Regions from separate parts of the Homo sapiens genome. Here region 2 is linked to region 1. The links are chromatin contacts, found by Hi-C or POLR2A ChIA-PET in ENCODE. All regions are on one chromosome and are shown on one strand. The core of a region is the stretch at or near the end of the contact, and the rest is flanking DNA. Distances in the headings are between cores, read along the strand shown. Region 1 has its middle 42 kb from the start of LINC02889. Region 2 holds the start of LINC02889 (long intergenic non-protein coding RNA 2889).

Region 1 (3,836 bases), core at 126-2,625:
CCATAATTAGGTTGTAAAAGACTGTGAGTTGTGTCTTGCTAGCTGACTCTATTAGCTTCTCAAGTTGCATGCTTTGACAAAGCAAGCTGCCAAGTTGAAAGGATGCAAATGGCAAATAATTGAGGGCAATCACTGCCCAACAGCCATCAACAAAGTAAATCCTGCCAACAATTATGTATGTGAGTTTGGAGGCAGATTTTTCCTCAGTTAAGCCCAGTGGACCCCTTAATTTTAACCTGTGAAATAGTGGTCCCAAGTAAGCCATGCTCAGATTTATGGCCCATGGATACTATGAGATAGTAAAGAAGTGATGTTTTAAGCCACTAAGTTTTAGGGTAATTTGGTAGGCAGCAATATAATCATTGTGTCTCCAATACAAAAAAAAAATAAATTTTATTGTCATGTTTAGAGCTATTCTAAGCACTTCATATGTATTTATTCATTTAATCATGACAACAACCTCAGGAGATAAACACAATTATTTTCCTATTTACATATGAGGAAAGTGAAGCAGAAAGGTTAACTGCCAAAGTTCACTCAGCTAAGTAAGGATTAGAGTGAGTGCTCAGATTAGATATTTTAATACATAATCATTAATTCATTCATTTAGCAAATGAACGAATAAATGAATAACCCTATTGCTCTGAAAAGCAAGAGAATAAATATTTCAGGGACTACTAAAACACTTTTAGCACTTAAAAAAATTCAGTGAAATTAATCAATGCCCATGTAATGGACTCTCAGTGTGTGTTAGTACTTTGTGGCCCTGTTGTTGGCATAAAATAGCTGCTCCCTTAATCCAATATGCACTGTAAATATTACGTGTACTTTATGCTATCTACAGGTCGGTTTAGGAAATCACGCAGAAGAATCTGGTCATTAGCCAGGATGTATGGCACGAGATTTATGGCTGAGACAGGTGAATCTGACCATTTTATTCGACATAAATTACCAGCTTCAGCTGTAAGCAAACCACTTATCTATGTTGAATAGCTAATGGACAGTTTATAGGATATCTTCTTGTTTCCCATTCTGTGCTGTGCTATGTAATGCCAGCACCTTCACACCAGCAAGTTGGATCATGTGGTTCATATCGGATGACTTCCTTGCTATGATTTAGGTGTGGTTTCCAAATAATATAGTTCCAGAATATGGCTTGACTCCAAAGACTGAGACCAGCCTGATCACACATCTTTACCATATCCCTTATTAGAAGCAAAAATGAACCCTCAACAGTGATCATTTCAAAAGTTTGATTTGAATAAAAGAGAAATGGGTGGGACTAAATTCTTCAACACTAATCCTATTTTACCTCCCGGGATTCTGTGGGTGTTTGGGCAGTAATGTAATAACAAATATGCTGATATGTGTCTGAAAAGAATGTTACATGACCATGAGTCATTATGCCCATTGCTTCAAGGCTGTTTAGGTAGCTGGCAGGAAGTAGTATGTGTCTCCAGAGCATAAAATTGGCCGCAAAGTAGGTAGGGCCTATGAAAATACTGATGTAATGTAAACATTGTATTTCTAAACTATTTACAAGGTCATCCCTACCCTACATGAGAGGTCAGCTCTACCACTAAGAGGTCCCACATGGACTTCTACAATATTCTTTGGGTTTTGGCACTTTTGCAGCACAGCTCACTTCTGAAGTGTGTGGGAAAGGCCGAATAAAGTCATCAAAAGAACCCTTGATTTAGAGTTCATCTGTGGGATTTTCATTCAAGTCAGTTCACTTGGCTATAGTTTACTCAAAAATGAAAATAATCTTAGACCACCTTTTTTTTTAGGATTAGCCTCCTTTCCACAGCTTGATAGAATTCCCAGTGATGATAAACTATCTCTTTCTGATATCTCTCAGGGGCAATTTCACTCTGAGAGACAACATTAGCATATCACCCCATGGTCACCTAAACTTGCCCAGAGATTTTTCAATATCTACACCTCTCTTCTAATTTACATCCTAGTAACTTCAAACTGTGTGGAAAATAAAAAGTAGCATCTCCTCTCCAAAAGTTTGGGGACCGCTACCCTTAATAAGAAAGCATATAGGGAAGGAATGGCAATCACTTATGTATAAATCAGTTAACCTGATTATCCACCTTCTACAACACTCCTAAGACAATGTGTTTATTCTTACTTATAGTGAGACTGCTTTAAATTAAGAAAGGGGCCCTGCAGTAGCAGTTAATATTTATTAAACATTAATTTAATCCTCACAATAACCTGGAAGTAACGGATTTTACAAATGGGGGTTCTCAAATACAAAGAAGTAACTTTCCGAAGATCACGTGGCTCACATTGATAGAGTGATTGAACCACCTTAAACCAGAGACTTAGCCACACCTGAATCTAACTCAAGGAAACATCTCATTCTTCAGCATGACAGGCCAGGTCAGGATTGAGAGGCTAAAGTTTAAATCAGGTCCTCAGCTTCCTTTCTTAGCATGTTTTTCCCACCTCAGCCATCCAGTCCTTTCCCACACTCCAATAAGTCTGTTTTCCAGAAAACACAAGTTACCAGTCAGGATATGTTAAGATAAATCATTGCTTTGCCTCCCCTGAGGATATTTGCATTTAAAACACCTTGCTCTATTTTTCAACCTAAAAGTTTCTCAGCAAGTTGCCATTAAAGAAATTTTAGACATCTATCAGCAAATGTGGAGGAAAGAATGGGCCAGAAATGTGTAATTAAGGCAGAATTTTCCTTCATGCTTCAGAAAGCACACCACATGGAGCTACCAATCCGCTCATAATTTCTTGTCCAGAGATTCCTACCTTGCTGCTAAATGAGGAATAGAAATTGCATCCAAGTCTGTTAAAGTCAGCTTTCGTCCTTTGGGGTTTTTTCCCCAAGTTGGTGGATGGGGGGCTTTTAGCATTCCTCAGCCACTTGGAAATAGAAAGACAGTGCACACATATCAACTTTGTGAACTTTAATTCAGGAAGGAAAAAGGAAATCTACCAGAAACATGAAGGACACTACCTCCTGAGGAGGAGAATATAGGCAAATGGCCCCTATATAGGTACAGCTGATAAAATTGACTGAAGCCCTAGTATGTGAGAGAGGCAGAGAGCCTCCCTCTATGACTCACCTTTCCCCTAAGGATCTGAGCAACCCAGGCCAGGGAGAGCATTTTGTTTCTCCTAAGCTCTGGAGCTAAAATGGGGAGAAGCTTGGACATACTGTGAGAGAAAGACATTGGGAAAAGCTGTAGACATTTTCCCAGGCCAGAACCAAGAGGAGAATGTCATTTTTATTCTGAGTGCATACAAAATCAGCCATTCTTCGGTAACACAGCATCATGGCTGCACAGGCATTTTACTCTTGGGCCAGAGATTGCAGCACCTGCTCTGAAGCAGGGTAGGGGCCTCCACAGCTAGGACTGTGGAAAGTACCTCAGGAGTAGATCCTGGAATTGTGCTCTCCCCCATCACAGGTGTGGAGTGGGAGGAGAGCTGCTACCACTGCAGTTTTTTGGGGTGATGAGATTTGCAGCCAGGGCCACCTTGGTAACCTGAAACTGGTCTGAGTGTGCCATTGCTGTGTGCACCAGCCTGCTCCACTGAGATCATGGTGAAGCAGGGCCCTCTCCACTCTACTCCCAGGCAGATCTCCAGGCATTTAGACCATTTCCTCACCTGGATCAGCAGCCTGAGATGGCCTAACATTGGGGCCCTCTCCACTCCACGCGCAGGCACAACTCCAGGCATTCAGAGCACTTCCTCACCTGGGCCAGCAGCCTAAGTTGCCCAACCTTTCCTGCACAGAGATCCTGGTCCAGGAGGGCCGTCTCCACTCCATGACCAGGCAGATATCTAGGCATTTGGAGTGC
Region 2 (3,487 bases), core at 136-2,635, 41 kb before region 1:
CTTGGCAAGGCAGGTGAAAATATTTCCATGAGCAAGAAGCAATTGAGAAGGACTTCCTCTGTGGGATAAATTCTTGGTAATTCCTGTGGGAAATTTTCCTTTATCCTAACATCTTTTTTTTTTTTTTTGCCTTGCCCAATTCTCAGTGTTTTTAAATACACAAAATACGGCTTTCTACTAAAAACTGGTAAATGAAGTTGGAAAAATACAAACACACACACACACACACACACACACACACACACACACACACGGTAGCCCTTTTATTGCAGCCATGTACGTAGCTTCGCTGAAGAGTTGACAAGATATATTGTGCAGCCACAGAGAGACACCACATCTTCCTTCCTCCCAGCACAACTTGTACAGTGATTAAATGTGATTAAAGTCTCAGGAACTTGGACACAGTCATATCTATTTTGGTACCACTGTCTTGATCCATCCCTACAGCCAGAAGGGAATCACCCTCTTTGTGTAAATGTTTGCTTTGTTGGAAATTCTCAAGCAGAAATTAATAGTATACATGCTTCAGGAGGAGTAGTAAATCAAGCATGATAAACAACTCCTAGGCAGTGTTTAGACTGGCCAAAAGTCATCTTAAGAATCGTGCACAATGATAGAATACCACGTTTGGCATCTATACACCAGAACTATCTATAAACAAAAAGCAAAATGGAGATCTGTCAATTAACCAACTAGTCTGATTAATGGGATCTGTCAGCATAGGTGGATAATAAATGACTAGAAAAGTAGCAAGTCTCCACTCATTCTATGTGGTGTAGACACAGTTAAATGAATCATGAATGTTTAGTGCTCTTTATAGCAGTTAGCGAACACACTTGGAACTTGTCTCGAAATTAGTTTTGATCTCTTGTTTGAAGTCAGATGCCAATATTCTAGACCCCTATGACATCATCTATTACAGACTCCTGGTTATCGAAGAGTTGAAACTAGTCAGATAGAATTGGCATGAAAAGAATTTTCAACAGAAAACAATCATGTTCAAGGAAGCCAAGTCTAGGATTTCAGGAGCTCAAAGTTTCAAATATTTTTATAAAAACATACATACATACACACACATACATACATTCATGTGGAGAGAGAAAATGAAAAGCAAGAAGACCTTTTCTTCCTTAGTCCAAATCCAATTTAATAATTATCCAGGGTATTCTCAGTAAAAACCAGGTATTTATGCCTCTATATGTATGTCACCAAAATGGAGCCAGCTTACCTGAAGGTCCTCTGAGGCTGTCACTTTCCTCTAGTGCTGTCCCATAAACCTGAAGGATATACAATAACAAAGGGGACAATTCCGTGGGACGAAAATCTTATTTTAAATAACTTCTCTATACTGACTTCAAGCCAAATGAAAAAACTACAGCTTTTTTGGAATTTTATTCCATTTCTGTTGTCTGATTCATAAGTGTTGTTAAATATTTACCAGGAACCTGCCAACAGTTTCTCAACATTAGTTAATCATAGGTAATGCTATTCCATTAACAACTCAATAAACTTCTTTAAAGTTGTACAAGGTAAATTTCAGTACCTTAACACTGCTAACCCATCCTTGTAGAATAAATATTTGCTTTGAGTTTCTCTATGCCAAGATTTATGGGATCAAGTAATCTAAATCTCCTTTTGTAAATAAGGTGTGCCCTCAAGAGGATGAGAGTGCAGACTCTACAGTCTTGTCTGCCTTCTCTCCACAGGTCCTTGAATAAAGCGTTCCATGTCTCCAGATAAACAGACTTGGGGCACTTCTGACCAGTATCCCAGCAGCAGAGGCTTTGGGAAATATTTTCAAGACGGTTCAAGCCTCCCTTCCACAGATTCTCTCACATCTGCCAGCCTGAAGTGGGCTGTGTTGGTTCATGTCTACCAGGACACTAAATGGCTGAAGGCCATTTTTTCTATTCTAATTATTGTTGCTTCTTTGTAACAATTTTTATAAAAGTCCAGCCTAATTTCTTTCCCAGCACACATGTATCTTCAGACACACATCTAAATCCAGGCTTTCATGATTAATCCTACTCTGAGTCAGCTGGGATAGAGCTCTGATGATGGGATATCCTACATGGTCATTAACTGCTGTTTGCACAAACACATCACTCAACGTGACTTCCACTGGATCTACCTTGTATGCAGAGTAGAAAGCTGCTTGTATGGAGTGACTTCTCTGTTGCCTGACCAACCACATGCAAAAATAACCTTTCCACTCACTGATACTGAATTCTACCAAAGAAGACAAGCCATCCAATCAACAACTCTCATAGTAAAGCACATGGCAAACATTATAACTGTATTACTGTATTATAAAACTGTATTATTAAAGTCTACTCTTACAGAATACTCGAGGAAATTAAAAAATGACAAATTCTCATTTATGTACACACCACTTATATCAGGTTCTTCTGGAGAATATATTCTGTTTGACGGAAGAGGAAGGAAGAGAGGATAAATTATGTTTATTGGAGAACTACCTAACCCAGACTTTGTACTAGGTGCTTTTTGAAAATTATCTCTTTAATTTCTGCAACCACAATAAGCCACAGATAACCCTGTCTTTGCTTCAGAGATGATTGTGCCCAGTCTCATAGGAGTTAAGCAATTTTTCCCAAGTCCTATAGCTGGTAAATAATCAGTTTAAGATTCAAGTAAATCATTTTATCAAAGCAACATTGAGGCAAGAAAGAAGAGTATGATATACAATTTTTAAAAGCCCAGACACCCACACATTTCCTGTAAGGAAAAAAATGTATTGATGTGTATGATAAAAATTAGGCCCTCAGCTCCTTGAAAAAGAATTGTTTGAGCCCCTGTAAATCTTTACCCAGTTAGTGTTCAAATAAATATTCCTGTAAAGATATCTTCAGGGTGAGAAAAGCCATAAACAAACTCCATTGTCATTTCCAGCATTTAAATCAGGACTAATCACAAGGAGCCAGTGTTAGCCCAATCCCCCTCACCTAGTTCCCCTCACTCTTTGCCAATACGCAGTTTTTAATCTGTTTCAGGAAGGAGTCCGAGGCGGTTTGGAAATACAAATTAACCTGAAACTACTTCCTAAGGCATTACCAGAAATCACGTTTTAGATGTCAAGATGACTTGCATTGTTCTAAACTTCCAGGCTGTGCCAATGGCCACAAAGGTAAATGGGGCATTGGGACAACCATGTGAAGGACTAAGTTGCAACATGAAGCAAGCACACTCTTCCGCATGAGTCACCTGAAAATGAAAAGAGAAGAATAGCTGGAAAAGATGATACTGTCTGACAACAGCATTTCAAATAAGACACAAAAAACTTGTCTGCATTTGCTTTCAGGTCATGAAATACCACATGAACTGAATGTTTGAGAACCCATTAGCTATGGATCACCCTGATTCAACAACCCAATTAATCATATTCTCAGGTCTATGGCATAATCAGTGTTTCTCAACCTACACTGCGTAATAAAATTACCTGAGGAAATTTTTGGCTTTTTGAGTGTTT

The links. A loop is a pair of places that touch in the nucleus more often than their neighbours do. ChIA-PET counts read pairs that join two places held with the same protein, here RNA polymerase II (POLR2A).
Region 2: a map of PC-3 shows a loop between it and region 1 (7-fold over the local background). The contact joins the promoter of LINC02889 here to the enhancer-like site in region 1. A Hi-C loop is called at or near these places in 3 of 168 maps with a recorded cell type or tissue (Caco-2, Calu3 and PC-3). POLR2A ChIA-PET finds 5 or more read pairs at or near these places in 1 of 52 experiments (MCF 10A).

Annotation. Positions count from the first base shown.
Region 1 is chr7:17,599,021-17,602,856 of GRCh38, forward strand. No RefSeq gene overlaps it. Among named protein-coding and RNA genes, the nearest start is that of LINC02889, 42 kb to the left of the region's middle. RefSeq lists an enhancer at 1-339. Within about 2 kb of position 1,376, at least 4 of the 41 ENCODE cell types and tissues checked have a DNase peak (open chromatin) inside an H3K27ac peak, as active enhancers do; they include PC-3, where a contact is called at or near this core.
Region 2 is chr7:17,557,524-17,561,010 of GRCh38, forward strand. It overlaps LINC02889 (long intergenic non-protein coding RNA 2889), which reads right to left and starts at 1,386. Exons shown (of 4, transcript NR_110013.1): 1 at 1,229-1,386.